Regions from separate parts of the Homo sapiens genome. Here regions 2, 3 and 4 are each linked to region 1. A link is a contact called in ENCODE Hi-C or POLR2A ChIA-PET data. All regions are on one chromosome and are shown on one strand. The core of a region is the stretch at or near the end of the contact, and the rest is flanking DNA. Distances in the headings are between cores, read along the strand shown. Region 1 holds the start of TMEM106B (transmembrane protein 106B). Region 2 holds the start of UMAD1 (UBAP1-MVB12-associated (UMA) domain containing 1). Region 3 holds the start of GLCCI1 (glucocorticoid induced 1). Region 4 holds the start of CRPPA (CDP-L-ribitol pyrophosphorylase A).

What was found. Hi-C counts contacts between places; a loop is a spot of excess contacts on that map. ChIA-PET counts read pairs that join two places held with the same protein, here RNA polymerase II (POLR2A). Pooled maps may share reads with other maps.
Region 2: a map of naive thymus-derived CD4-positive, alpha-beta T cell shows a loop between it and region 1 (20-fold over the local background). The contact joins the promoter of UMAD1 here to the promoter of TMEM106B in region 1. A Hi-C loop is called at or near these places in 3 of 168 maps with a recorded cell type or tissue (CD4-positive, alpha-beta memory T cell and naive thymus-derived CD4-positive, alpha-beta T cell) and 8 of 50 pooled maps.
Region 3: a loop to region 1 is called in a map of CD8-positive, alpha-beta T cell, with 6 times the contacts of the local background. The contact joins the promoter of GLCCI1 here to the promoter of TMEM106B in region 1. A Hi-C loop is called at or near these places in 1 of 168 maps with a recorded cell type or tissue (CD8-positive, alpha-beta T cell) and 6 of 50 pooled maps. POLR2A ChIA-PET finds 5 or more read pairs at or near these places in 1 of 52 experiments (MCF 10A).
Region 4: a loop to region 1 is called in a map of CD8-positive, alpha-beta T cell, with 12 times the contacts of the local background. The contact joins the promoter of CRPPA here to the promoter of TMEM106B in region 1. A Hi-C loop is called at or near these places in 2 of 168 maps with a recorded cell type or tissue (CD8-positive, alpha-beta T cell and naive thymus-derived CD4-positive, alpha-beta T cell) and 7 of 50 pooled maps.

What each region holds. Positions count from the first base shown.
Region 1 is chr7:12,207,832-12,215,009 of GRCh38, forward strand. TMEM106B (transmembrane protein 106B) reads left to right here and starts at 3,463. Exons shown (of 8, transcript NM_001134232.2): 1 at 3,463-3,594; 2 at 6,978-7,178. The coding sequence starts at 6,980. RefSeq lists enhancers at 2,862-3,011, 3,145-3,663, 3,222-3,271, 3,664-4,180 and a silencer at 3,452-3,761.
Region 2 is chr7:7,637,378-7,644,555 of GRCh38, forward strand. UMAD1 (UBAP1-MVB12-associated (UMA) domain containing 1) reads left to right here and starts at 3,375. Exons shown (of 4, transcript NM_001302348.2): 1 at 3,375-3,444. RPA3 (replication protein A3) reads right to left here. Exons shown (of 8, transcript NM_002947.5): 5 at 2,943-3,798; 6 at 1,693-1,767; 7 at 487-595. The coding sequence starts at 3,041. RefSeq lists enhancers at 2,556-2,605, 2,976-3,025, 3,296-3,495, 3,536-3,585, 3,666-3,835 and a silencer at 3,066-3,195.
Region 3 is chr7:7,965,681-7,972,858 of GRCh38, forward strand. It overlaps GLCCI1 (glucocorticoid induced 1), which reads left to right and starts at 3,116. Exons shown (of 8, transcript NM_138426.4): 1 at 3,116-4,127. The coding sequence starts at 3,671. GLCCI1-DT (GLCCI1 divergent transcript) reads right to left here and starts at 3,072. Exons shown (of 5, transcript NR_110018.1): 1 at 2,864-3,072. RefSeq lists silencers at 2,939-3,088, 3,299-3,698, 3,779-3,838, 3,929-4,008 and an enhancer at 4,489-4,578.
Region 4 is chr7:16,420,288-16,427,465 of GRCh38, forward strand. CRPPA (CDP-L-ribitol pyrophosphorylase A) reads right to left here and starts at 1,251. Exons shown (of 10, transcript NM_001101426.4): 1 at 779-1,251. The coding sequence starts at 1,035. It overlaps LOC105375168 (a long non-coding RNA gene), which reads left to right and starts at 399. Exons shown (of 5, transcript XR_007060223.1): 1 at 399-695; 2 at 2,693-2,750. RefSeq lists silencers at 842-901, 922-1,061.

The sequences.
Region 1 (7,178 bases), core at 2,213-4,712:
GCAGTGATGATCACTTAGCAAAAGAGTGAAAATACCCTCTTTTCCCCCCCTAACCAGTTAACTTTACTCACCGTCATCACTTATCTTTGTGTAGTAAAAGTTGAGGACAGAATTCACTCTTCCAAATTTAATACAGATATTCATGCCACAGTGGTTAATAGCTGTAGCTTTGCAGTCAAAATATCCGAGTTCTAGTTGCTAGCTGTGTGGTCATGTGCAAGTCATAATACCTAGGATCCTCTATTTCCACTGTTTGAAATAAGATATGGGATAATAACAGAACCTAATCCATAGCATTTCTATAAAAATTAGATGATATAAACTACTTTACACAATGCCTGGCACAACAAATTCATTCATTGGCCAAGTGTTATTGAACTCCTAAAATTATTCTTACTAGAAATTATGATTATGACAAAAACCCTACAAAAGATGACTTGAATATTTGGGAAAGAAAGTTTTAACACATGGGAAAGATTAGCTCCATGCAGGTGTGAAGCAAGATGAATGAGACAGAGGAAATATAGAAGATCCTGCCTAAGAAGGAGTACAGAGACATAACCAAGAGTTTCAGATAGGTAAGTTATTTGCAGAAATTAATAAAGACCTCTGCTTTTAAAATAATTGGAATGACAAAGATGTGTCAATAGAGTCAGGAGTTTACTGCCTGTGAATGTAAGTCAGGTGGCACAGCGGGAAATGGTAGTTTTGCTAATGGTAGTTTTGCTATGTATCTGGGGCACTATCTCTGAAAATCAGCCAGACAAACTTCAATCTTTTCAATCCCTGGTTTCCAATGTAACCTATCCAGGTTTCTAACATAATCTGACCAGCATATCAGTGGAAGGGGGTGAGCTGAGAGAGACTTATATATTAACATTTGACAAATTATATGTTTCAAAATAATTATGTTCCTTTTCTGCTTATAATTTTTAACAGCTAATTTCTAGAAAAGTAATTTTTGCAAAATTTTTAGTTATGGCTGACTGCTATTAGGATTTGGGTGATTTACCATTAAAAGAGATAAAAGAGAATTGAAATGAGAGATAAGGCTGTTTTCAAGATTTAGTACAACCTAGAGAAATCCCTTAGCTTCAGCATCATACTAAATATAACCAGAAATCATTAAGAAAGAATGTTCTTCTATTCAAACTTATCCCAGACTGTTAAAATTACTGGCCTTTATATCTGATAGCACCTAGACCACTACTGAACTCGGAACTCAAGAAATCACTGTTAATCAAATAATTGGAAGCTTTTCAGAAAATTTTCCTTTCAAAATGTGCTTCAATGAAAAATAAGGCATAGGAACAAATGTACCAAACATTCAATATCTGTCTTTAAAGTACTTCCTTGTTATATGGATGATAAATTTGTAATCATAATATCTAATATTTACTGATTGCTCTGCAGGTATCAGCTCCCATCCATAACCCTTTGAGACAGACATTATTACTATCTTCATTTTGCAGATAATAAAAATTAGGTATAAAGAAGGCTAAGTATTTTGCCCACTCTTACAGAGATTTTGTATATCTCTGTCAGGCTGGGCTCATTTTCAGGCCATATGGCTCCCAAGGCTGTGTTCCCAACCCTGCTACTGAACTGCTTCTTACAGCAACATTCTCCCAGGAAGACTTATTCCTATGTGAATTCCAGGAATTTGGATAAGGAACTGTGCTATATGGCCAGCACGTTTTAAGTTAAATGATGAGGTTGAGAAAATACTAAATACTCCCTTAAGAATTAAAGAAAAAAGTAACTTTTTCACTTAAGAATAATATATATTACATTATAGAACCATTTGCCTATTTAACAATAATAAAGAAAAAACATCCATGCTCTCAAACTACAGGCAACTGTTTATATTTTGTATATTTCTTTCCATTTCAAGGCAGATATGTAATATATTTATATCTATATGTTATCTATATGTGAATATAGTTTACATCCTATTACAATACCTCATATCCTATACTTTGCATCCTGATTTTAATTTTATATCACTCCGCGTATAACAGCCTTATAAGATGGTTTTTACTGGCTTTATAAAAACTCAATAGATGGCTATTCCATAATTTTAAAAACTCAGTAATTCCAAGGGGAACATCATATCTCCACAGGTGGACTGTCAATAATTTTGAGAAAAATTTTCCCCCATGATTCTGATTTGTTTTAACCAACCTATTAATTTTGAAATTTCAAACAGTGTTAATGGAAGACACCCTGACCCTTCCCTTTGGAAAATATGGGCTAAATAAAAGCGGTTGAAAAATAATGATTTTATCAATGTCCCTTGTTGGACATTCAGTTTATTTAAATGGATACACCTCATACCCAAATCTTTTTAGAGTTCTCATTAGGTTTAGGATACTTCTGAAAGGGTGGAATTGCTGGACCAAACGATGTGAACATTTTAATAGTCTTGATACATACTGACTGTCTGCCAGAAAACTTAGGAGTTTTAAATCTCCGACAACATTGTATGAGAAAGCTCATTATCTCACATATGGATCTACAGTAATCCTCTTAAATTGTATATCGTTCTGACTTGTATTTCCTACTTTTACATAGCTTCATTTCCCAATTCCTGTTAGAATTCCCTGATTCTAACAGGATCACACTGATCCTGTTAGAAGAGAGAAATATATGACTCTCACTTCCTTGCTCCTGTGACTGTAAGAATGCCTACCATTCATTAAACGTTAAACTCTCCGCAGGAATGAGACTAGAGTGCCCTTAATATTATTACCGGCATCTCATTGATCCCTCAAAACGACTCCTTGTCGTTGTTCTTATCTTCTAAGTGAAATGACCTAGACGTTGGGGGAGGGCAGCCCCAACCCACAGCGAAGAGCTTAAGTACTGGGATCCGAGACGGGATTTCACACACCTGTAACTAGCACCAGAGTTAAGGGGTGGGGAGGGGCAGCGTGGGCAAAGCGAAACGAAACCGAGCAAAAACAAAAACTACGGCCTTGCCGCTTGCTGTCTCCTTCTAGTTGGCCAGTTTCTAAATTAAAATAGAGGTAGCTTTGCTGCTGTCAGCGGCGTGTGTACGGACCAGTTTATTCCATTCCTAAGGACCAGACTGTCAGCGACAACTCGCATTGCGTGAGCGAGGAGGCTGCTCAGCTGAAAGCTGAGGCAGATGGTGCACATTTATACCCTTTGCAAAAGGAAATGGTCTGATATGGGAAATAGGAGGAGCGACTGTTCCTAGGTAATTCGTGGCTACAGTGGACACTTTGAAGTCTGGGGGACGCGAAGGTAATGAAACCTGAAGAGCGCACAATCTCACACGATCGACGCCTCTGGGCTCAAACAGGAGGAAGAAGGACGCATGCGTCACGCGCACGCCAGGGGTGTCCCTCCGGGAGCGCTCTGCGCAGGCGCGGACGCAGGTTACAGCAGCGCTTGGCCTCTGCTGATGCCGTCGTTATCCTACCCCTCCCCCGTCCCAGCTCTACGGCGGCCGCGCGCTCCAGGCCGGTCGCTCCACCCCCCGGCTCCCGGGACTGTGGACTCCACGACCCTGTCCTCGGCCCTGTCCGCGCCGAAGCAGCCCGGGACTGCGCAGCGCCCCGCGTGCCGGTGAGCGACCCCGGACGTGCAGTCCCCAGGTCCCCTTCCGGAGCGAGGCTGAGCGGCTGCGCCGCGGCTTGAGCCGGGCCTGACAAGGAGGGGAGGCCGCTGGGGTGCTGGGCCAGCCGCAGGTACGGCGGCGGTCAGGGCTGGTGATCGAGTTGCTGTGTCGCCTCTAATGAGGCCCAGCCAGGGAACACTCGGCTTCGGCCCAAGCCCTACCTCTGGGTTGCCTCTAGGCCCTCACACCTTGAGCGCCAGGTGGCCCTCTTCCTTTTGCTGTTGATGAATGTTCTTGCCGTGGTGCCGGGATCTTATTTTGCAGCTTTACAGAGTAGGCTTTGTGCTAGGTGTTGTTTATGGAGCTTTTCAAAGGCGCTTGTTTCCTTAGTTCTCAAGCCCTTTTAGAACTAAAACCAGTGTCTACACAGAAGATCAGGAGCCATTTAAATTGGAGTGCTGTGATATATTTTTTCTCTCCAAACTGAGTCTGATATCCATGTTGACTTTCAGTAAACTAAGGAACCGCTATAATAAATAACACTGAGCCCACAGAGGTTGCAGAAGAGGGTCTAGCACCCCTTTTTTAAACCATTGAGTCTCCCAAGAATAAAAGTGGTTACACTTGTCAGTTCTCTAAGGAAAATCTAGTAGAGAAGGCAAGGGATTCCCAGTTTCTCACAGAGTCTGGCACTTGTCCAAACACCTACCCTAAAGCAGAATCGATCATGGCAGCTATTAGATTAGGACAGAAAACAGGCTCAAACGGAGAGCCACTTGAGTCTGCCTTTCTGTGTCTTTTTTCTCAACGCGCTCCAGTTAAGATGCAGCTTACAGCCTGGCTGTGTTGACTGAGATCCCAGAAAGAGTGCCCTTAAGGCCTTGCTGATAAGGCCCAATGATCCCAATTCATCTAGTGTTCCGCATAGACCCCAAGGTTACAGTGTGTGGGGACAGTGATGTTAAGTCTTCCCTATCCTACCTGTGGCTGACAGGTGTTGATTAAGACAATGATTTTTTAGAAGTCATAAATCATTTGTATTTTTGATGTGGGCAGTGATTTTTATAAATACATAGTTTTTTTTTTTTGAAAGAGTGAAAATCTCATTTTACATTTGTTTGCATACCATTTGTATAGTTTTTTAAATTCTGTTTATTTGAGTGACAGCAACAAGTGGATGGCATGCGAATTTTATTTATTTTTTTATCTTTGTATTTATTTTGTGTATATTCATGGAGTACAAGTGCCATTTGCTACATTGATACACAACATCCTGGTGAAGTCAGAGCCCTTAGTGCATCCAGCACTGGAGCAACACACATTGTACCCACCAAGCAGGCTCCTATCAGGCATGCCAGTTCTAGAAAGTAAAATTTTCTTCATACTCTAGGATGAACTGACTTACTTGGAATGTCTGTTTTGTTTAATCAAATAAGTGAGAATTTTTGAAAGAAATACTATCTGTCTGAATGTATGTAATCTATTTTTAGGAACCGCTAAAAGACATATCAAATTTAGAAGGAGTATAATTATGTTATTTTTCAGTTTTACTTTTTCACTTTATTTTTTCTCAGGATATAAGCAGGAAAATACCAGCAGGGTGTATTATATGACTGTTAAGTTCTTTTCAGCTTTAAAAGGGTATGACCTTAAGTATAAAGTTACTTCATTATCTACCTGCAGAAGTTATTTTTGTGTAGGCACTAGTACTAATTATTTATTTCTACTTAGATTTTTACATTTGTATTGTTATTTTGATACTCTTATCCTAAAATTTTTGAAGTTAGTGTTCTAAATTTTGCTGCTTTGTATTGGTAACTTATATTTAATATTTTGGAACATTGGCTTCATAATTTTAACTGTCAACTGTTGAATGAAAAAAAAACTGTGATTTTGGAATTTTGGGGCTTTTTATTGTTGTTGCGAGTGTTTAAATGTTTAAAGCAAGAAATTTAAGGATGGAAAAGAGTGGTGATTGTATTTATCACAAAGGTGCGTGAATTTTCAGAGGCTGAAACGTACTACTTTGAAGTTACTTGGTGATATACATCAAATACCTAGTTATCGTCTACCCAAAGCAATTTTTGCCTTTAGTGCTAACTAGTTAAAAGGTAGAATGTATTTTTATTTTATTTTAAGAAAAATGAAACCTGCATGTTTCTTTTCAGAGAACCTGCAGGTGTAGACTTTTGTCAAATGTTAATGTTTGAAAGCCCATTCTCATCATAAGCATGATAGGACATCATTTCACATTATTTGTTTAAAAAAACACTTCTGGACTCTAGTAAATGGCTCCTTTGTTTCAGACATTATTTTGATTGGATATAATCCTAATCCAAAAGGTATAATCCAAAAGGTAGTTTGAACATTCTCTTAATGTTTGTTCTGTAAACCAAAAATAAAATTCTGAGCCCCCCAACTAAGTGGAACCCGCTTCTCTGTCAAGGGCATTCCAAAGTAAACCTAAAAAGGTAGTTCAGGCCATGATGAAAAGGTGGGTGGAGGGGATTGAACATGCCCCGTTGTACCTTCCTCTCTTTGGAATTCAGGCACAACTGACCAGCATCAATTAAAACAGAGATTTGAAGACTAACAAGAGTCTCTTTGTAGCAATAAGATATCAAATCCCAACCTGACTCTAATATAGAATCACTCGACAGATAGCAGGCCCTGAGAGAAATTGAAATATCTTACCCCAAAATATATTTCTTTGAAATGGCCTTGCAAAGCTGTCTCTCGTGGGGAAGATCCACATTCTGTACAGAATCCCCTTTCCTTTCCAGATCTTTTCCTAATTCAGCAGCGATTTAACCAAGAGCCTGGAATATTTTAAGGAGTAATAAGAGACATTTACAAACTATTCTCTCTGAAGCCTGCTACCTGGAGGCATCATCTAGATAATCAGAACCTTGGCTTCCACATCCTCCTCCCTTGTCTTAACTACAAACATTTCTTTCTGCTGACTTCAACTCCTCAGGTAGAGTTTAACCGTTTCAACCAATTGCCATTAGGAAATCTTTAAATCCACCTATGCACCTATGACCTGGACACCCCCCAGCCTTCCACCCCTGCTTCAAAATGTCCTGCTTTTCTGGGCTGAATTAATGTATACCTTACATCTATTGATTTATGCCTCTGCCTGTAATTTCTGTCTCCAAAATGTATAATCAAGCTGTAACCCAACTACCTTGAGGACATTTTCTCAGGACCTGTTGAGACTGTGCCTCAGGCCTTGTTCACTCATTTTTGGCTCCGAATAAATCCCTTCAAATATTTTACAGAGTTTGACTGTTCCTTGACTGTTCTAAATTAATTAGTGTAAATATCTCAGAGTGTTCTTGAATGTACTTTTTTCCCTGAAGTTTACTGTAAGATTTTTATTTTTCTTTAGACATGGGAAAGTCTCTTTCTCATTTGCCTTTGCATTCAAGCAAAGAAGATGCTTATGATGGAGTCACATCTGAAAACATGAGGAATGGACTGGTTAATAGTGAAGTCCATAATGAAGATGGAAGAAATGGAGATGTCTCTCAGTTTCCATATGTGGAATTTACAGGAAGAGATAGTGTCACCTGCCCTACTTGTCAGGGAA
Region 2 (7,178 bases), core at 2,125-4,624, 4.6 Mb before region 1:
TTTGTTATATTTAAAAAAATTATCTTTCAACAAACATTAATTAATCTTTACTGAGTTTCTTACATATATAAGCACTACTTAAAAGCAGGCCAAAACAAAATGTACCCCCATTTGCCTTTACGATCACAAAATTCTATAGAAATTGAAAATGTGGCAGTACTAAAACTCTAGACCAATATATATCAAACTAAAAATAAAACTGTTTTCCTGTATGTTTATGTTATGTAATTGTATGTAATACATACAATTTTGTATGTAATACAAAATGTATGTTAAAACATAGTTATATAAAACTGTATGTTATGTAATTACATACAGTTATATAAAACTGTATGTTATGTAATTACATACAGTTATATAAAACTGTATGTTATGTAATTACATACAGTTATATAAAACTGTATGTTATGTAATTACATACAGTTATATAAAACTGTATGTTATGTAATTACATAAAACCAGTCAATACTAGAATGCTTTATTTACCAAAAGGATGGCTATCTTCTTTAAACTGGACATAAGATGTACACAAGATGGTGGCCTTGGCGGTTACTCTTCCAACCACTTCCACAATTCCAGAGATTTCTTCATCAAGCTAAGACACAGAACAAGACATCGATTTGGTGATATCACATTTTCAGTTGACAATTATTTTGGAAAACTGTTATACAGGTTACTAATCTATCACTTCAAGTAACAAAGTAATTTTAAGAATTACCAGTGTAAAAGTTAAAATGTAACTTGTTAACAAATGTTTGAGTACTTAACTGTCAGCATGTTAAAATTCCTGCTACCTTTAGCAGTAGCTTCAAGTCCAAAGCTACAATTCAAGTTAAAGACAAAATCACTATTGAAAACGTCCAGCATTTCTATAAGCAGTAATATCCTATGAGAGGAATCTTCTATAATCTGTATTTCACAATGTGTTCTGTATACATTAACCAAACAGCATATGGATTTGTCTTCACAAAATACCAAAAAAAGTTTTAAGTATGTTAAACATAAAATGCAAACATAAATAAGTAAAAACTGGAAATATATGAACAAAAATAGAAAATAAAATAAAATCGAAAACTCTTGAGGGGCTGGTCGAGGCAGGAGGATTGCTTGAGACCGAGAGTTCAAGACCAGCCTGAGGAACATAGGGAGATGCCATCTTTACAAAAAACAAAACAAAACAAAACAAAACAAAACAAAACAAAAATTAGCCAGGCATGGTTAAGCATGCCTGTAGTCCCAGCTACTGGGGAGGCTGACATGGGAGCAACTTGATCTTGGGAGGCTAAGGCTGCAGTGCGCCATGATGGTGCCACTGCATTCCACCCGGGGTAACAGAGTGAGACCCTGTCTCAAAACAAAAAAACAAAAACGAAACAAAAAACCTCTTGAGGAAGAAAAAAGCAACGTAAATTTTTCTTATGTGATTTTATGGTCTTTCATAAGGAATGAGAATTGTTATCCAACATTTATGGGATATGTTCAAAAATCATGACGCCCAAAAAATCATTGGTTAAAAATGTAAAAGGAAATATAATGAGAGAATAGTACAAGAATTAAATTTTACAGCCAGGGACGTTTTACCAGCTCATCCTTTTTAAATCCATTGCAAAAATTAGAAACATCGGCAACAAACCAAATCAAGATGAAGAATTAACTATAATATATAAGAGACTTATTAACACTTAAACATACGGGTTCCATCAACTCGATGGTTCCATTTTTTCCTTCTCCATCTGAAAGAATAAACATTTTTCCGGTGGGATGAATCTAAAAACGAAACATATAATTAAAATCTCACTAAAACAACAACAAAGTTTGACTAAAGATGAGTACATTGATCCTTAGTTGAGCACAAATCAACTGTTTCTTGAACAGTTTATTCATTCAGTTTATTCAACTTATTGGATCAAATTATAATCTTATGTTATCAAATCTGTTCATGGAACACACAGTTAATTTCTGAATTTCAGATAAACAAGGATTTTTTTTGTAGTGTTAAGTAGGTTCTGTATTTGCTAAATATGGCAACCCTATTCTGATAACAAATTAAAGGATGCCCACCCTAAAAGTGAAATCTGCTGGCACTCATGATTTAGACAGTACATATCCCACGGAGGGTATGTTTTAAAAAACAGGCATGATGAAGTAAAAGGAGAACTGGTTGCTAGAATATCTGGGTCCTACTCCTGGGAAGCAGCTGTAAAGAGCGCTGTCAGATTGCGTTTGAATGCCAGCTTTGCCATTTGCCGAGTTTCTGAGCATTTTAGTCAACCACCTACCACTCCTACTCAGTTTCCCTACTTGGGAAGTCAGAGCAACACTCATTTAAGGAAGAGGATGTGTGGATGAAATGAGCTACTAAATAAGTCTTTATATAATAGTTTTCTTTTCCTCAGCTTTTCAGGTCACTGATTCCAAGACTTTGGGCCTGTTTCTCGCCTGTAGAATGAGGGAACTTCACTTTAATACTGGGGTTAAATAACTCGTTACTACGGGACCCAAAGCGGACAACCAAGGCATGTTTTACAGAGAAGCGATCACAACGAGGAAACGAGGTTTGCAAAAATAAGTAATTTCAGAAGAGAAGGAAACCAGCAGATTAGTTTTGTCTGCGTCCGTCACGTCTGAGTAAACTAAGAAATCTGAAGGTAGATGTGGGAGTGGTGTTTATAATTTCCCTTACGTAAGCACGGCTAGAACGGAGGCGACGGGCACTGGAATTTAGAACTCAGCATTTGAAAACACTTTGTTTCCGTGCCATAAAAGAGCGCCAAAATGGGGCTACAACGGCTAAAGAATTTCCAAAAAGTTCCTTGTGCAAAATAAAGGAGTCGGGGGCGCAGTGATCGGAGGCTTTCCGTCCTTTTTCATCCCCCGTTATCCAGGCGGGGTCCCTCCCTCCAGCTACGGACTTGGGAGCCCATGATTGCGAACCCGCACACCTTTTCCAGCCTCCCTACGAAGCAGACAGGCTTGTCGATGAATTGAGCTAGCATGCCGGCGTTGATGCGCGACCTGGGCAAGTCCATCATGTCCACCATGATTATGGTCCAAGACTGCGGCTGGCGGGAAACCCACGGACGACTGAAACTGTGCGCCCCGCGGGTGTCTATGGGGCAGATTTCTCGGCACCAATCAGCGAAGACTAGCGCTCCAGCTTCGCCAATTAAATGCGCGGAAACCTAAATCGCAATCGCGCTGTCTCTGAAAGGGGTGGAGAAGGGGCTGGATGAGTCCGGAAGTGGAGATTGGCTGCTTAGTGACGCGCGGCGTCCCGGAAGTTGACAGATACAGGGCGAGAGGCAGTGGAGGCGGGACTTGGATAGGGGCGGAACCTGAGACTACCTTTCTGCGATCACAGGATTCCCGGCGGTGACTTGACCCCGGAAGTGGGGTGTGAAGCTCCGGTGCTGGTGCGGCGGGGGACTGCGGGGCCAGCCTCAGGTACCTCGTCTCGCGGGAGGCGCCGCAACCTTACTGTTTCCCCATTCTTCCCGCGAACAGAGTCAAAAGAGCTAGGCGGGAGTCGGCACTAGCTGCTGCCGCGGTGCTGTGGGTGCTGCGTACCAGCTGTTCACTGCTGTCTCGCCTTCCCTCTTGCCAGTTCTGCGTGGGAGGCGCGGGAGTTTTGCGGAATGATACGTGGTGTGGCGTCGGGGTTGTGATACCCGCCCCCTTGGAGATGGGCAGCGGGGTCATCAGTGATCTTGATCACTTTCTTCAGGCTTTTGCCACTTGTTGGCTGAGGGTCGATTTACTCCCTTAGCTGCGTCACTCTACTTTCTCCACTTTCTCCACCTGTAAGAAGAGAGATTGATCCGATTACTTCTAAGACGTTTTTTAGCCCAACCTGGCCACACTGCGGAGGCGCCGGTTCTTTCACCCCGCTAACCCCTCCGTGTTGGCAGCCAATAGAAGCACTTAAGGATGGGTAACGGGGAAGAACCACTGGCCAGTACTAGGGGAGACAAGCTTAAATCGTTGTTAGACCCCGAGCTAGGGTTCCCCGAGCTAGGGTTCTCCCTTCTGAGGCGTGTTTTCCCCATCTGCAAAACGAAGGGTTAGGCGGAATGATTTGCAAGGTCCCAGTTGACTCTGACTTTTGGCCATATGTTTGACTCAACAGTTTAAACCCCCTCAGCAGTCTTTCTGTCGTTGCCCTCCACACTGCGAGACTCTGGAGGGCGATCTGGAGGTCTGGAAGATAACCGATTCCTGGGAGATTTGGGGGTAGTCTCCAATCTGTCCCTGGCTCATCTTGTGACCCGAAGCCGGCGGCCTTGCCAGGAGTATTCTAGAATGAGTGCACATAAAAATACCTTCAAACGGTACGGTGGAAATTGGACAGAAGTTTTAATTGGGTATTATAACGTTGTGGAAACTGAGTCTGTGAATTGGCCCAAAGCTACAGAATTGTCATCGTTCAAATTCCCTTAAGCAAAAAAGATCCGATTTGAGACTTCACGTGGCAATTTAAGATTGGAATCTCATGTACGATAATTAAATGATAGTCTCCCTTAGTGTTTCCTTAGCACTTAATAGGTTTGTCTTAGTTTTACTCACTAACGGTACTTTAAAGGATTTCATTAAACAGATGTAGAATGTGTGTCAGTGGTGTATAAAAAAGTTGTGGTTGTATTGGTGCAAGTCAGTAAAGTCTATTTTATATTACAGCTTTAAGTCTTTTGTACTTTAGCATTGTTTTGCAAAGCAAGTTGATGTGCATTATATAGGGGAGAGTACACACATCAATGTCTTTAATAGCATTTTTTTTTGAGGCAAGATCTCTCTCTGTCACCCAGACTGGAGTGCAGTAGCATGCACATAGCTCACTGCAGCCTTTAACTCGTAGGCTTAAGCGATCCTCTCACCTCAGCCTGCCAAGTAGCTGGGACTATAAGCACATACCACCACACCCAGCTAATAAAGATTTTTTTTTTGTTGTTTGTTTTTTTTTGTTCAGATGGGGCCTCGCCATGTTGACCAGGCTTATCTCAAACTCCTGGGCTCAGGCGATCCCTCCCTCCCCCGTCTCCCTCCCAAAGTACTGGAATTACAGGTGTGAGCCTTGGTGCGTACCCTGTAATAGTGATTTTTTTTTTTTTTAAAGAGCACTCCTGTGAGTACCAGATGTTAATGTCGTTGTTTACCTGCAGTTAGAAAGACCACTTTTAAGCAAAGGCTTTCTTTTAAAACAGGGAGATGAGCAGGAAGATAATTTAAAACAGCTTTTTCGTGTATTTTTGAGTCACTTAAAATATTATAAAATACATGATGTACAGAAAAAAGTATAGCTAGCCGATTTGCATAGTTTTGAGAGAAATGAAATGAATCCATGGGGCCTGTCATTCAGCTGAAGAAATGGAACTTTACCAGTTACCAGTAAATTTTACCAGTTTGCACTTCCCCAATGAAGCCCTCCTTGCTACAGCCATAAGTAAACACTATCTTGAAATTTGTGTTAAGCTTCCTAAGCTTTTCTAGGTGGTTTTATCACACATGCAGGCGTTGCTAAATGGTATGTTGTTTAATATTGCCAGTCTTTGACCTTTATATAAACAGAAACGTATGTATCTTCTGACTTCTTTTGTTTGTTTTTGAGATTCATCTATGTTGACGAATGTACGTAGATCATATTTTTTTTTCTGTTACAGGTAGGCATGAGTGGGACAGTAGTGGGCTCTCCCCCAACCCACTAGAAATGTTGGGGGATGGTTTGGCAATTACCGAATTTGCTTCTCTAAAAATGATAATTCTGCAGCGCCAGGGAGAGGCCATTTCCTGATGGTCCACACCTGTTATCAAAATGTTAATTGAATGTAGACCCGAGGGAGAAACAGCTTCCTGGGCATGCATATTAAGAGACAAAAATGGTAAAGTATGATCTTCCAGGTACACTCCACCGGAAAAAGGAAGGAAGCCTCAGATGGGCGTGCATGTAACTCCCTAAAAACACTTCCCAAGGCTAAGGAGGGCTCTGTGCCTGCCGGCAGCCTATCCTAAGGAAAGAATCATGGGAAATAGACAAGCTTGTAAAAGTCCTAGGATCAGGGCCGGGCGCGGTGGCTCACGCCTGTAATCCCAGCACTTTGGGAGGCTGAAGCGGGTGGATCACCTCAGATCAGAAGTTCAAGACCACCCTGGTCAACATGGTGAAACCCTGTCTCTACTAAATATACAAAAAAGTATCCAGGCGCGATGGCGGGGGCCTGTAGTCCCAGCTACTCGGGAGGCTGAGGCAGGAGAATGGCGTGAACCCGAGAGGCGGAGCTTGCAGTGAGCCGAGATCGCGCCACTTCACTCCAACCTGGGCCACAGAGCGAGACTCCCTCTCAAAAAAAAAAAAAACAAACAAACGAAAAAAAAAGGATCAACGGTTAAATCGGACACTTGACCTACTCTCTTTAACCTTCACATTCCCGCTTGGGTCTCTAACAAGCACACCTTCCTTTCTTCCTGTTTTAAGGCCTTTTAAAGTAAACTTCCATTCCTGCTCTGGAACTTGCCTGGGTCTCTGTTTCTGCTTTATGCCCCTCAGTCAAATTTTTTCGTCTGAGGAGGCAAGGACTGAAGTTGCTACTGACCCGTGAGGATAGGCCACCGGTAACTTGGGGTAACTTGGATCTCTGCCACTAGTAAAAAAATGATTTCCCCAAATGGTGGTACCAGTTTACTCTCTTACCTGGAGTATAAGACAGTTTACAGTTATTGTATATTCTTGGCAACTCTTGGAGTTTTTTCCCCCAATTTGATGGATATGAAGTGTTTTTTTGTCGTGACCCTAATTTGCACTCCCTGATTACTGAAAAGTTTGAACATTTTTTCAGATTTTTATTGGTTATTTATGTTTATCTTTTTTTCCTTGATTTTTCTTTTTCTTACTGACTTTTAAGAGCTTTTTATTAGTGAGATATTGTAATGGTACAAGTGTTGTCTGTTTTTGGCCTATCTTTCCGTTTCCTTCCTTCATTCCATCCTTTTTTTTTTTTTATTAGGAAGACCTCTTTTAATATAGTTAAACATTTTCCCCCTTAAGTTTAATGTAGGAGAAAAGTCCATTAAAATCTCATTTATGAATTCTTTGATACATCGTACTCTTAAAGGTATTCTATTTTTCCTAAAATGTTTAGAGTTTTGCCTTTCATATTTAATAGTCCGTCATCTAGAATTCACTCTTC
Region 3 (7,178 bases), core at 1,866-4,365, 4.2 Mb before region 1:
TGATCTCTCCACATAGGGCTGCATATAAATCGCATGTAACCAATGATTCCAAGTTTTAATTTAACCTAAAATGTAGTCTATTACCATATTTGCACTAAGAAGAAAGTAGAACAGAATTCTACCTCAGATTAGCTAATGGCAGATCCTCGTCCCACAGATAGCCATGGCATGGGGCTACTGATACAGAAGTATTTCTCATGCCACCAAATTGTGCCTTCAATTTTGTCTTCTTTACACAGGACAACATAGTAAGAGGTCATTGTTAACATTAAGTCTTATATAAGATTTTCAGAGATTGTTACACTTACATTCAACCAGTATGGAAAATCGGCACTAGGCCTAACTACCCCATAGCTAGCATAGTAGCATAACAACGCTCTTCTAGCCTAGCAATCCACATCTCATTCTAGGGGGTTTCCAATTTACTAAGAACATTTTCTTAAAGCTTCTATATATCCTTGGAGCTTACTTTGTCCTCAATAAGAATAAAATATTATCAAGAACTCAACAAATGGACATTTGAAAGCAGGCACTGAGTTTAATTTATTTTAGGCCACCTTTGATTTGTTTGAAGCCTGTATTCCTTAAATATGAAGATCAGTACTTACGTCGTGAGAATAAAGGTTTAAGAGACAACCAAGGTTTCTATAGCAAAGAGAAACGACTGAGCTTCTAGATTGGTCATAATGACTTACTAGTAACTGAAAATAGTATTTTAAGATCATACTAATTCTCTGTTTCTCTGTGTGAGTTATTTAGATTTGCTTTAGATGTCTAAGTCAGCTGTGGTAGATTTGAACAAACACAGAAAGTCCTTAAAATATGACTAGGTATGTTGCTTTAGATCCAAATTAGGTATTGATCATTGTGATTGTGACCTAGAATAAATTTAGAATTATTGTAACCTAATGTGTTGAAGTTGTTCCATAAATATATTTAGGAGTAGCTAGAGATGACATTTCTATAATGCAACTATGCTGTAATCAAAGCAACAACTCAGAAATTTACCAGCATGTAAAAGAAAAATCTTAACTTTTTTTCTTCTTCTTCTTCTTTTTTTTTTTTTTTTTTTTTTTTTTGAGACAGGGTGTCATTCTGTCACCCAAGCTGGAGTGCAGTGGTGTGATCAAGGCTCACTGCAGCCTTGATCTCCCGGCCTTTTGGGCTCAGGTGATCCTCCCACCTCAGCCTCCCTAACCGCGTCCAGCTAGTATTTTTACATTTTTAGTAGAGATGGGGTTTTGCCATGTTGCCCAGACTGGTTTCAAAATCCTGAGCTCAAGTGATCCGTCTGCCTTGGCCTCCCAAGGAGCTGGGATTACAGGCGTGAGCCACCGCACCTAGCCAGCTTTACATATTTTTAATCTGTCAGATTTTTTGTTCTTGCTATTCTGAGAAAAGTCACTGAAAAGAAATCATTTATCATTCTTTTTACACACAAAATAATGCAGTTTTTAAATTAATGAGATAGGCCATTTATATAAAATTTGAAAGAGTAAAGTTTTTATTCATAATTAAAATATATGTTATTCTGGAAAACAAAAAAAAAGTAGTGGTCTGTCTTCATTTGTAAAATTTCCTTTGAACTGATGGGAACTTATCTCACAGATGAGATTTGTGGGCCATTGTGAATACTCTACAGATTATGTACCCCACAGCTTTGAGCTGCCAGGTACTATAGCAGAGTGCTTCCTCAGACTCTTGAGCCAGTCTGTCTGGGTGAAATTTTTAGCTCCCCATATACTAACTATGTGATCTCAGGCAAGACAGCTTATTTATGCCACAACTGAGACCACAGTAAGGATAATAATAGTATCTACCTTGTGGATTATATGAGGACTGAATGAATTAACACACATAATGTTCTTAGAATAGCGGCTGGCACATGGTGAATAAATGTTAGCTCTTATTATAATATGTGGTAAACTGAGGAACTATCACTAGTTTTACTTGGATGAAGTACTGCATGAAATTTTTGTATTTTTATTGAGTTTCATCAATTTTTTTACTGAACCTAGTATGCTTTCTCGTCTGAACACACAAGGAAGAAAAGAAGGATGGCTCCTGTACGTGAAAGTGACCCCTGCATATAGTGCCTGAAATCAGAGGAAGCTTGTCAGTGTGGGCAGACACCACGAGCAGACCAATTTGACATTGTGCTTCTCTTTTAACCTCTTGAAAATTAATGAAAGTTATCTGATGAAGATCCTTACATTAATTGCTCCCGATTAAGGTTTAAAACCTTGGTTTACTGTGGGGTAAATTTATGTTTTTGATAGTCATCCAAAATCTTTGTACGCTTTCAGTTTCATTACAGAATAAAAAACAAATTTACCACAATGGATTATTACATTACATCTGGTATTTATTCCTCCCAAGAAGCTATCTGCTTCGGAAAAGCCAGGGGCGCCCTTCATTAATATATCTAACTGATGGTGTAATGACATAAAATTCCTTGTTGACCCCTGCTATTCAGTGTTATTGTCTTGGAACATAGAACTTGATAATCTCTTTTCACTGCATAACTACAAATGTTAGGCTGTAAGAGTATTTTACTTTGTTCAGTGCAGGTTCCAGACATTTCTCCTGATCACCAGAAGTTCTTTTGATTAATAAGGCTACTGGTCACGAAAACTCAGCTTACTAAAAGAGATCCAGTCTTCTGGTTCTAACTAAAACATCCCACCGGATGCAGGTGTACTTGCAAATTAAAGTTTGCCTCATGTGTCCTGTGTCTCAAGTCATACAGACGGCCCAGGAGGGTGGAGCCCCTGCAACCTGCCTAGCGGGGCGTTTGCGTGTCTGGGGGTGTCGGGACACGCGCAGGACACACACAGTCCCACTTTCCTAGTCTCGCACTTACCTCAAGGCTGTCAACTTTTACGCTCCTCCCTGCGCGCACAGCCCCCACCTCACGCTGCCACCCCTCACGCCCCGCCTTCAAAGTAGGAGGCACCATTGTCATTGGACACTGCTTCTCTCACTCCTATTCCAGAACCAATCACTCGAGTTCTAGTGGGGAGCGCCTAAGCCAATGGAAATGCTCGCTGCGGCAGCTGCCGGGTCCTGGGCGCTGGGAGGCGGTGCCGGGGGCGGGGTGCGGCTGGGGCGAATTAGTTGCCATTCGGAGTGAGGAGTGGGTAGAAGCGGCGGCGGCGGCGGCGGCGTTTGCGGTGGCGCGGACTCCGAGGAGCGCCAGCACCTCGAGGCCCTTTCTCTCTACCCTGGTCCCCAGAAGCAGGGGTCCCGGCCCTCCTTGCAGCTGCCGGGTTCTCCCGTGCGTGCAGCCCTGCGAGGGCTGAGGAGAAGGCTGCGAGCGGCCCTCGGGGCTGCGTGATCCGGGCCGTTGCCCTGTCAGCACGATGCCTGGAGCGGTGGCGGCGGCGGCTCCGGGCTCCTTGCGGCCCCGGCCGTGACCGCCACACCGAGCCCAGCCGGGCGGTTGCGGCCGTTGGACGTTTGTTTTCGCAGCCTTCCCCTCCCCCCTCGCCGAGGCGGCGGGGGTGTGCGTTGGGGAGGGGGAGCCCCGAGACTCCTCCCCCACAGCGATACCCCCGCCCCTCCCCCTTACACACTCGCACGCACTATCGCGCCGGCTCCCACACGCTCGCGCGCCTCCCGCCCCGCGCCTCCGTGTCGGCCGGCGGCGTCCAGGGCCCGCAGAGCCACCATGTCCACTGCCTCCTCCTCCTCCTCCTCCAGTTCCTCTCAGACCCCTCATCCCCCGTCGCAGAGGATGAGGCGCAGCGCCGCGGGGTCCCCGCCCGCCGTCGCCGCCGCCGGGAGCGGGAACGGTGCGGGCGGCGGCGGCGGCGTGGGCTGCGCCCCGGCTGCGGGAGCCGGCCGGCTGCTGCAGCCCATCCGCGCCACGGTGCCCTACCAGCTCTTGCGGGGCAGCCAGCACAGTCCCACGCGTCCGCCCGTCGCCGCTGCCGCCGCCTCGCTGGGCAGCCTCCCGGGGCCCGGCGCGGCCCGCGGCCCCAGCCCGTCCAGCCCGACGCCGCCGGCGGCCGCAGCCCCGGCCGAGCAGGCGCCGCGGGCCAAGGGCCGCCCGAGACGGTCCCCAGAGAGCCACCGGAGGAGCAGCTCACCTGAGAGACGGAGCCCCGGCTCGCCCGTGTGCAGAGGTAGCGAGCCCAACCCTCCCGTCCTCCCGGGCTGCGTCTCCCCGACGGTGCCCTCCGTGGAAACTTCAGCCTCTTCGGGCTTCTCTTTGCTAGTGCATTATCGAAGGTGTGAAAGTGGCTTTGGGAATCTCACCCCCCTGCGGTCGCTGTGGGGCTTGGAGGAGCGAACTGAAAAGCGACTTTTATTTGACCCTCATGCCGCCCCTCAGAGTCTCTCTTCCATCACTCGCCTGCTTCGAGAGGTTTTTCAGTTTAAGAGCTGGCTAGCTCATTCGTGTGTTTGCCGTTTGTAGCCGGGGAAGGAGAAGCTGGGCGAAACACTTAACACGCACACAAACTCTTCAGCAGCGGATAAGGTGGCGGTTGTAATCTCTACCGTCTCTTTGTGCTTTTCTGCAAAGTTCCTAACGTGCCTGTAACTACCGGGATAGTATTTTATTTTTTAGAGGGTTGGTGGCATTAGTTTCGATGTAAGGATATCGGCTGGATGTAATGATATCTGCTAGAGGGGACAGTTTTGAATGTACAATTGAAGTGTATACGGTTTTTTCCCTCAGTCCTCCCTCTCTCCCTCTCCCCCAGCCCCCCGCCACCCCGCCTCTCTCTCTCCCTCTCTTTCTCCCCCTCCCCTTTATATATTCATGCATCAGAGCACTCCTGCACTGGAAACAGTTTGTGCTCTACCGGAGATTTTCATGGTAAATTTCTGAAAACTTATTTGTGGAACGTGTTCGTTTTTTTCCTTCCATTTTTAAGTACACTTAACAGTTCAGTTGAGCTGTTCAAGGATCTCAAGTTTCTTTTTTTGTTAGGTGTCAAAGGTAATGGTGAGCTGGTGGATGCTGTGGGTTTCCCTTAGTGTTTTCTGTTTTGCTTTGGTTTTGTTTATGTCTAGGGACACAGTGCATGATTTAGTTGAGCCCTGGGGGAGAAAAGGAAGATTAGCCAAAACAGGGACTTAAAGCTCATAAGGGAGAGTGGAATAGCTAATATTGTTAGATACCGAACTAGAGCTACAGATGCTGCTGCTGCATTGTGGAGGGAACAGATCATACTGGGTGGAAAAATCTCTGCTTGGAAGGGAAACACTGTCAAAGTCTGTACATTGTTTATGTGGTATGTGGAATTTTTTTTTTTAATGGAGCTTTCTTGATGAAGGTGTTAGAGTTGGAGAAAGTGGTTGTCTGCATTATGATACATTGCAGTCTTGGTGTTTTTGTTTTAATATTTCAGACCCGTAATTAGCATGTTGCTAACGCACTTGTTTTCTGACCACTTGATGGTGAACCAGTGTAGGATGTAGTGCAGTGGGATGAGTACATGAGCAGCAAGAAATACATCCTGTAATCTGTATGCATTGGGAGGAATATGCTCCTGCACTCCTCCCCCAGGTCAAGCCAGCTGCTGCAGAAACTGACATCCTCCAGCAAATCCTGAATGAATGAATGAAAACAACGTGATCGCCCTAATAATGACCACAACTGAACACACATCTTTGGCTGTATTTTATAGAAAAGGCCACCATTTTCTAACAGATTAATGCCATATGCAACTCCTTTGCACATTTTCTAGAACTGTATGAAATGAGAAGTAACAGAACGAACAGAAAACAGTTACATAAATTTTTTAGTGATTTCGCTTCAACAGTGCACAAATTGAGTTTTGGGATTTTCTTGTAGGGACTAAGAGGCATAAAATAAGCATTGCAGATTGTGTACAGAGGGTCTGGTGGGTGTGAGTAAGAGAAGTTTCGGCAATTGCTGCAACAACATAATGGCCATCTAGTACCTCCTCCCCTTTTGTATATAAACACTAACATCTTACAACGGATAATAGTACAACTTGTTTTTCTGCATCCTTCAAAAGGCTTAATGGCCTAGGAATTACATGCTCCATCATCAAGCAGTTTTAATAAAATTTGTGATCTGGCTTAAACTATTCTCTTTGTTGTAGTGTGGCACATACGAGTTTAATGCGATTTTAATGCAATCATGATGAAAACACTTTTCTGAGTCTGGTTGTGCAGCAGACAGATTTGCAGTGTCAGAGAGCTTGTGTTGGGAATGCAAGGGCTTTCTTTGCTAAAGATGTTTTTCTGCTGTTTTAAACACCAGGTGGTTTTGTCAGTTTCTTACATTGCAGTGATTTTTGAATGCGGGCTTCTGTGCCCCCAGTTCCGTGATTATATTACTCCTATGTTACTTCTCCATGTCCCGCCTTTTACCCCCACTACCCAAATTAAAACTGTCCTACTAAACTGTTCTGTTTCCTTAGCCATTTAAAATCCATGATCTGAACAGTTGATTTAATTTTTCGAATGATTATCTTCTCAATTTCTTTTGAATGCTGTAAGGTTCTGACTTGAGTGGATTTTAGCCTCCACTGGTCAAGGTTCCTGCCGCTGCCACTGCTGCTGCAGACACTGACATCACTATACTGCATGAATGAAAAACAACAACGTGCTCCATTTCTTCCTCTGCTCTCCACCTCCTCCTTTTTCTGCACACTTCAGTGTATGTGTGTGTGTGTGTGTGTGCGCGCAAGAGGGTGTTAAAACTGCGTTTGAAACTACACTTGAAAGCATTAAGTAGTTGATGGCTCAAGGGGTAGGTATATAGTATAAAGGCATATTGTTTATGAAAAGCTGCAAGGGCTATGGGCATTTCGACTAAAGGTGACATAACTGAGCATTCAGTGTTTCATGCATTTCATCTGGAGTGATGATTATAGGAGAAAATATGGAAGCTTAAAAATGTTTTTATGATTCTTTTACCAAAAAATTATGAAACCACTCAATTTCTAAATAAATTATATCATTATCTGCGTCTTAAGCATTCTTAATGTGAATATTTGTAGGGCTAAGGCTAGAGTAATAGAGAATTGATATTCAGATTGTTTCACAAGGCTGAGGAAAAGCTGAATTCTATAAATAGGAATAGTCAATTTTAATATTATTATAATATTAATTTATACAACCCAGGAAAAAATGATAATTTCCTTTATTTTTGTAGTATAGTTTTAAATAATTTAAATGGTTACCATAATAGAAAT
Region 4 (7,178 bases), core at 1-2,500, 4.2 Mb after region 1:
ATATTTGTAATGCCGCTGCTTCCCACCCCTGCACCCTCGCCCCAAGCTCCACCTCATTACTCAGTGCTAAAAGCAAAGTAAGTTAATATTATAACATACCCCTTCATTTCACTTCCTCAGCTCCTCACGACTGTTCCCCTAGTCCTCCTTATCCCATTCCCTGTCTCCTTCATTTCCCCAACTAGTTAACTTCAGTGCCCTTTCTAAGATAAAGGGGGTATGACCTCAAATTCAGGCTTAAAGCCCTTTCCACCATTGAAAGGTTATTAAATTCTGCTCCTCTCCCCTCCTGCAGCACCTAGTAATTAGCGCAGCCTGTCTCACAGAAGGTGCTCAGTAAATGAATGAAAAAAACGAACACACGCCCTGGAAACTTCAGTGTGCACGTACAACTCAATCCACGCATGCGCGGAGGCAGAGCCCCAGGACCGCGAGACTATCCGCACAGCTTCTCCTCAGGCCCCACAGCTAGAACCCCAAATCGCCTAGTCCCAACCCATGCACTCTCTAATCGGCGCCACACGACGGGCCTTCCCCACAACCTCATCTGCTTGGGGACGTAAAGGGCTCTGTGGGGGAGCTGCAGCTTTCGTGCCCATCTGTTAAAGGCCAGAACTTCCCATCTCTGAAATGCGGGAGGGAACAGAGCTCAAGCTTGAATAACTGAGCGCGGCCCGGCAGTCCCCCAAGTGAAGGTGCTAGCGCTAGAGCAGCGGCAGGGCGGGGAGCGGGAGGCCGGGCCCCAGGGAACCGCGGGGCGCGCCCGGCGCCGCATTACCTCTCCAGGGCCTGTAGGGTGTAGCTGATGAGCGGCCTCTCCAGGATGGGGCAGAATTGCTTCGGGGTGGGGACCCCCATCCTCTCCCCGCACCCCCCGGCAGGCAACACAGCTGCCACGGCTTGCGGGTGGCGCCCGGGCTCGGTCCCGGCCACGCTCTGCAGGGAGGCGGAAGCCGTGTGGTCCGCGCCGCGCTGACCACTCAGGCAAGGACCCGGCTCCGCCGGCCTGGCGCTGCCCGGCGGCCCGGCCTCCATGGCTGCGGGCGGAACGGCGAGCCCCGCTAGCCTCGGGCCGATGCGACCCCGCGCTGCTCCCACCCTCGGCCGGGGTCGCGGGGCGAAGGGCAGACCACGGAGAGGGACGCAGAGCGCGCAAGCAGAAGGCGCCCCCCTCAGCCGTCGGAGCCCCGCTGTTGCTGCCCCGCAGGGGACGATCCCGACAGCTACGGCAGCAGCTGAGGCTGCCGATCTGCCCTCGCGGCTCGGCTGCGGCCTCCGCACCCGGTCCCAGCGCCTGCGGGAGGGCTGACTTGCCCGCTCTGCGCTTCCCCCGGGCAGGCCCAGCTGTCGCCGCAAGTGGAAATGTCAGAACGCCCTACATATCTAAAGATCGCAGATACTCAAGGGCCATGAGTATGCAGGAGAGGTCAGGCCTCTGTCCCATCCCTCCCTGCTTTAAAATTTCGGAAGAGATTGGGATTCAAGTCACAGGATGGGACGTAGGGTGCGTATGCACCTCGATTATCTGAATTCCATTAAGCTCTGGAGGCTTCCTGGTTCCACCTGGGGTAAAGACAGATGGATTAGCAAGTGTTATTGTGGCACATCAATAATCCAAACTGTGGTGGCTCTCAAACTTGTCTGCACTTTGGAACCACCTGGGGAGCGTGTCCTGACACGCTCAGAGATTGGGATTTAATTGGTCTGGTGAGCACCGGACTTTGGAATGTTTTTAAAGATCCTCGGGTGATTCTGATGAGCAGGCATGTTTTGGAACCATAGGGTCAAAGCAATACTAATTGCTGAACAATCGATACACCTTATGTCATTTAGTCCCCAGAAGAACTCAACTATTGCCATTTCCCTTTTTACAAAGGGGAAAAGACGTTAAAATGGTTAATTTATGTAAGATTGCACAACTAATGGCAGAGGAGCCTTAAGGCCCTCATACAGAAGTAGGCCAAAGTTGAAGAATTCCAGGCCTAAAGCATATCTTACCTTATTTAGTACTCTTGTTGCTGGTGAGGTTTACCATGAAAGTATAGTGAGAATTTGGAGGAGAGCACTATTGTATTAGGTCCCTGGAATGTAAACTCCATGCAAGCAGCAACATTTTTCTTTTGGCTTGGGTTGTGTGTGTGTGCCCAGCTCCTGGAATGTAACACAAGCTTAATATGTATTGAATGAATTGCTGATTAAATAGATTAATGATCATTAAAGTGTATAATCATCAGTAATTCAGTCTTAATCCAGTGGCTTATGATTAATAAAAAATAATCTTTTTAAACACTGGAAATGTTATCTAGTTGTAGTATTACAATTTTTATTTTTACCTGTTTTCTTGAGAGCATATAAAAATATGTTTTCTGCTTTTCCTTTTTGTTTAGTCTTATTGAAGGCATTCTTTCACTTTTGTTACTTTTATTATAATTAGCATTTAGGTCCTGTGCTAGTTGGTTTCTTAACTGAAAAGTGGGTGCCATAATATACTTCCTTGTAATTTTTATTGCTATCGTTCCTTTCTAATTTGATCTCGAGGTCTCTCTCTTACGAGTGGCCATAAGCCAGAACAGCCACTCTTCAGGAGAGCCCTGGCCCAGAGAGGAAAGCTAGGTTCTGGTGTGCAGGTGAGACGCCAGAGGAGGCAGCACACAAAACATGTGAAATAACAGGCGCATTTTATTACTTACAGATTCACCAGAGAATAAGCCTGATGGAAGTCTGGAGATAACAGGACTCCCAACCAGCAGGTGGGGTGCAAGAGAGAGGACCTGTGGGGCTGTGTTAAGGTCCAAAGGCTTTATCCCTTAGGCTTTCCAGAGGGGGTTGTGGATTGACTAGTTTAAAGAAAACACCAGCAAAGGGAGAACTTGACTCTGGTGTTGACCATTGGGTTTTATCATGGTTAGCAGCTGTTGGGTTTTTGGTCATGGAATGAGGAATAAGTGTTCTATATCACAGGGAGGGGAAGTTTTAAGTAGGCCACAGGTGACGTGATACAACTGGGTTTCAAACAGCTTATATCAGGCCTAAAAATGGATGCCCAGGCAGCAACTATATTAAACAAGTTTGGCACAATACTTGACTTCATAGCGCCACTACCACACCTGTATCAAGCATTTAAATATCTGTTGACTAACTGGGTGGATAAATAAATGAGTCTATCTATGAGAGCAGGAAGGCAAATCGAATTAGTATTTCTATTAATATTGATCTTTAAACCTCCCTTTTTAATCTAAAGGTGGAGTTGTTATAAAGGTATTCTTCCTTTACTTAATCTTGAGTGAAGAAAAGTAGAGTAATAAAGCTCTTGTTATACTAATTGCTATAGAATAATTTTATATAATTAAACATTGACAAATTTTAACTAGAATCTTAGTTTTGTTCTTAGAGCAGATATATCAATTTAGATCTTCCATGAATCCTTAGATCCTTAGATCTTATATACTGTATATTAACAATGTCTAGCAGACCAACTTGTAGAGAAAAAAGGGCACATTAAAGTATTCATTCATATACGTAGTATGAAGCAACATTTTTCTCTCTGTCCTTTTTATATAAATATAATTAGTTCCATGTTTTGCATACTTTGGGGTAACAGATGTAGCTTCCTTGTTACTTAATACCAAGTTATAGCAGCCACAATATGAGAATATCTTCTCTGCATCAGGCATGTGAAAGTACATACCCTGAAAAGTGAACTCCTCTGGGACCCATTGGTAATAACAATTCTAAGATATCACTTGAAGAGTTTAGAAAAAATAAACCCCAACTGAATCATGAGGCAGAGCATGCAGAGTTGGAAGTTCCTGGAGTGGTTTCCATTTTGAGCTTCCAAGTAGGCAAAATAATGACTCCCCAAAGATGCCCATGCTCTTATCTCCAGAAGCTATGAATATGTTACCTTACACTGCTAAAGAGACATTGCAGATGTGATTAAGTGAAGGATCTCAAGATGGAGGGGAGTAGCCTGGATTATCCAGGTGGGCCCTGTGTAATCTCTGGCATCCTTATAGGAGAGAGGTCAGAGTTAGAGAAGGAGGTATGAGGATGGAAGCAGCCATCAGAGTGCAGAGGGGTGGGAATGTAGGCAACCTCTAAAAGCTGGAAAAGGCAAGGAAACAGGTTTTTCTCTTAGAGCCTGCAGAATAATATAGCCCTGCCACCCCATTTTCAGATTTCTGATATCCAGAACTGTAAGATAACATACTTGAGTTGTTTTAAGCTGCTAAATCTGTGGTAATTTATTATAGCAGCAAGAGGAAACTAATACAGGCTTCACACTGAGGAAGATTCTCATTTGGACTATAATCTGCAAATGAAGTTATACGTAGTTAGAAATGCAGTAATATGATTGAAAAAATAAGGCACTGTTCATTCAACTTTATGTCTCGTTACTAGAACCCCAGTATTGACTTTTAAAATAAATCCTTTGTCTTGTGAATTTAAAAATGTATTATAAATGTTTAAAGCATAACTTTGTTAAATGTATACCACGATTTCATAACCTGGCTTTGGCATGCCTTTAATTTTTTAAAGTAGACTAAGTGTAGTTTTAGGTTCACAGCAAAATTGAGAGAAAGGTACAAAAATTTCCAATAGCTCCCTGCCCCACACATACATAGCCTCCCACATTATTAACATCTCCCACCAGAGTGGTACATTGGTTACAACTGATGAACCTACAGTGACACATCATTATAACCCACAGTCCCTAGTTTACGTTAGAGTTCACACTTGGTGTTGTACATTCATTCTATAGGATTGATAAATTTACAGTGATGTGTATCCACCATTACAGTATCATGCAGAGTAATTTCACTGCCCTAAAATCCTCTATCCTCTGTCTATTCATGCCTTCCTCTCCTCTAATCCCTGCCCAATCCCTGGCATCCAATTATCTTTTTACTGCCTCCATGCTTTTGCCTTTTCCAGAACATCATATAGTTGGAACCATACAGTATTCTTTTCAGATTGGCTTCTTTCACTTAGTAATATGCATTTAAGTTTTCTCCATATCTTTTCATGGCTTGACAGCTTCTTTCTCTTTAACACTGATTTTTTTTTTTTTTCTGGATGTACTGTGATGTATTTATTCACTCACCTACTGAAAGACATCTTGTTTGCTTCCAAGTTTTGGCAATTATGATTAAGCTGTAATAAACATCTCTGTGTAGGGTTTTTTTTAATTTTATTTTAAGTTCTGGGGTACATGTGCAGGATGTGCAGGTTTGTTACAAAGGTAAACGTATGCCATGGTGGTTTGCTGTACCTATCAACCCTTGACCTAGGTATTAAACCCAGCATGCATTAGCTATTTTTCCTAATGTTCTCCCTCCCCACTCCCCATCTCCCTACAGGTCCCGGTGTGGTTCCCCTCCCCGTGTTCTGATTATTCAGCTCTCACTTATAAGTGAGAACATGCGGTGTTTGGTTTTCTGTTCCTCTGTGCAGGTTTTTATGTGTACAAAAATTTTCAATTCCTTTGGGTAAATACCAAGGAGAAAGATTGCTGAATTGCACGGGCAAAAGTATGGTCAGTTTTGTAAGAAACGGCCAAACGGTCCTCCAAAATAGGTATACCATTTTGCATTCCCACCAGCAATGAATGAGAGTTTCTGTTGCTTCACATCCTCACCAGCATTTGGTGTGTCAGTGTTCTGGATGTTGGCCATTCTAATAGGTGTGTAGTGGTATCTCAGTGTTGATTTAATTTGTATTTATTTGATGACATATGATGTTGAGCATTGTTCATATGCGTATTTGTCATGTGTATCATATTTGGTGAGGTGTCAGAGTCTTTGGCCCACTTTTTAGTTGGGTCATTTGTGTTTTTATTGTTCAGTTTTGAGAGTTCTTTGTTTATTTTGAAGAACAATTTTTTATCTGATATTACTTTGGCAAATATTTTCTCTGTGGCTTGTCTTCTTATTCTCAACAGTGTCTTTTGCAGAGCAGAAATTTTTAGTGATAATGAAGTCCAGCTTATCAATTGTTTTTCATGGATCATGCCTTTGGTGGTGCTTTTAAAAAATGATCACCTAGGTTTTCTGCTATGCTATCTATTAGGAGTTTTATAGTTTTGTGGGTTTTTTTAGGTCGGTGATTCATTTAGGTCAGTGAGTTTTGAGTTAATTTTGTAAAGGGTATAAGGTTTGTCTAGATTATTTGTTGTTTTTGCATGTAGATATGCAGTTGTTGCAGCAACATTTGTTGAAAAGACTGTCTTCGCTTCATTTTGTTGCCTTTGCTCCTTTGTCAAAGATCAGTTGACTGTATTTATTTGAGTCTAATTCTGGTTTCTTTATAATGTTCCATTGATTCATTTGTACATCCTTTAGTCAATACCACACTGTCCTGATTACTGTAGCTTTTTATATGTCTTGAGATCCAGTAGTGTCTGTCTTCCAACTTTGTTCTTCTTCAATATCGTGTTGGCTATTCTGGGTCTCTTGCCTCTCCATATAAACTTAAAAATCAGTTTGTCAATGTCCACAAAATAACTTGCTGGTATTTTGATTGGGATTGCATTGAATTTATAGATTAATTTTGGAAGAACTGACATCTTGACAACATTGAGTCTTTCTACCCACAAACATGGAACATCTTTACTTAGTTCTTTTGTGATATCTTTCATCAGTTTTGTACTTTTTCTCATATGGATCTTGTACATGTTGTCTTAAATGTACACCTAAGGATTTCATGGGGGGGTTAATGTAAATAATACTGTGTTTTTAATTTCAAATTCCACTTGTTCATTACTGGTATATAGAAAATGACTGACTTTTTTGTATTAACCTTGGATCCTACAGCACTGCTATAATCACTTATTAGTTCCTGCCGTTGTCTTTACTTTTTAGTATGCACAGAAGTGCACAATAAATGGAAGTGGCTCTCATCTTTATATCTGAAATACCCAAAACTTACTTTTTTGTTTGTTTGTTTGTCTTTACATGTTAGTATACCTCTCTGGAATACTTGTCTTAGAGATTTCTTTTATTAGAAAATTTTAGTTTCCAGTGGGTTAATTTTTTTAGTATTAACTCAAATATAATTAGCACTACCAGTCATACCCCTCCTCCCCAGCTACACTTATTGTTTTAGTACCCTTTCTTGAGATTAGTTGGGGTGTTTCTCATCAGTACTAATGAACAGCTTAACGGTTCATCCTTTAACTC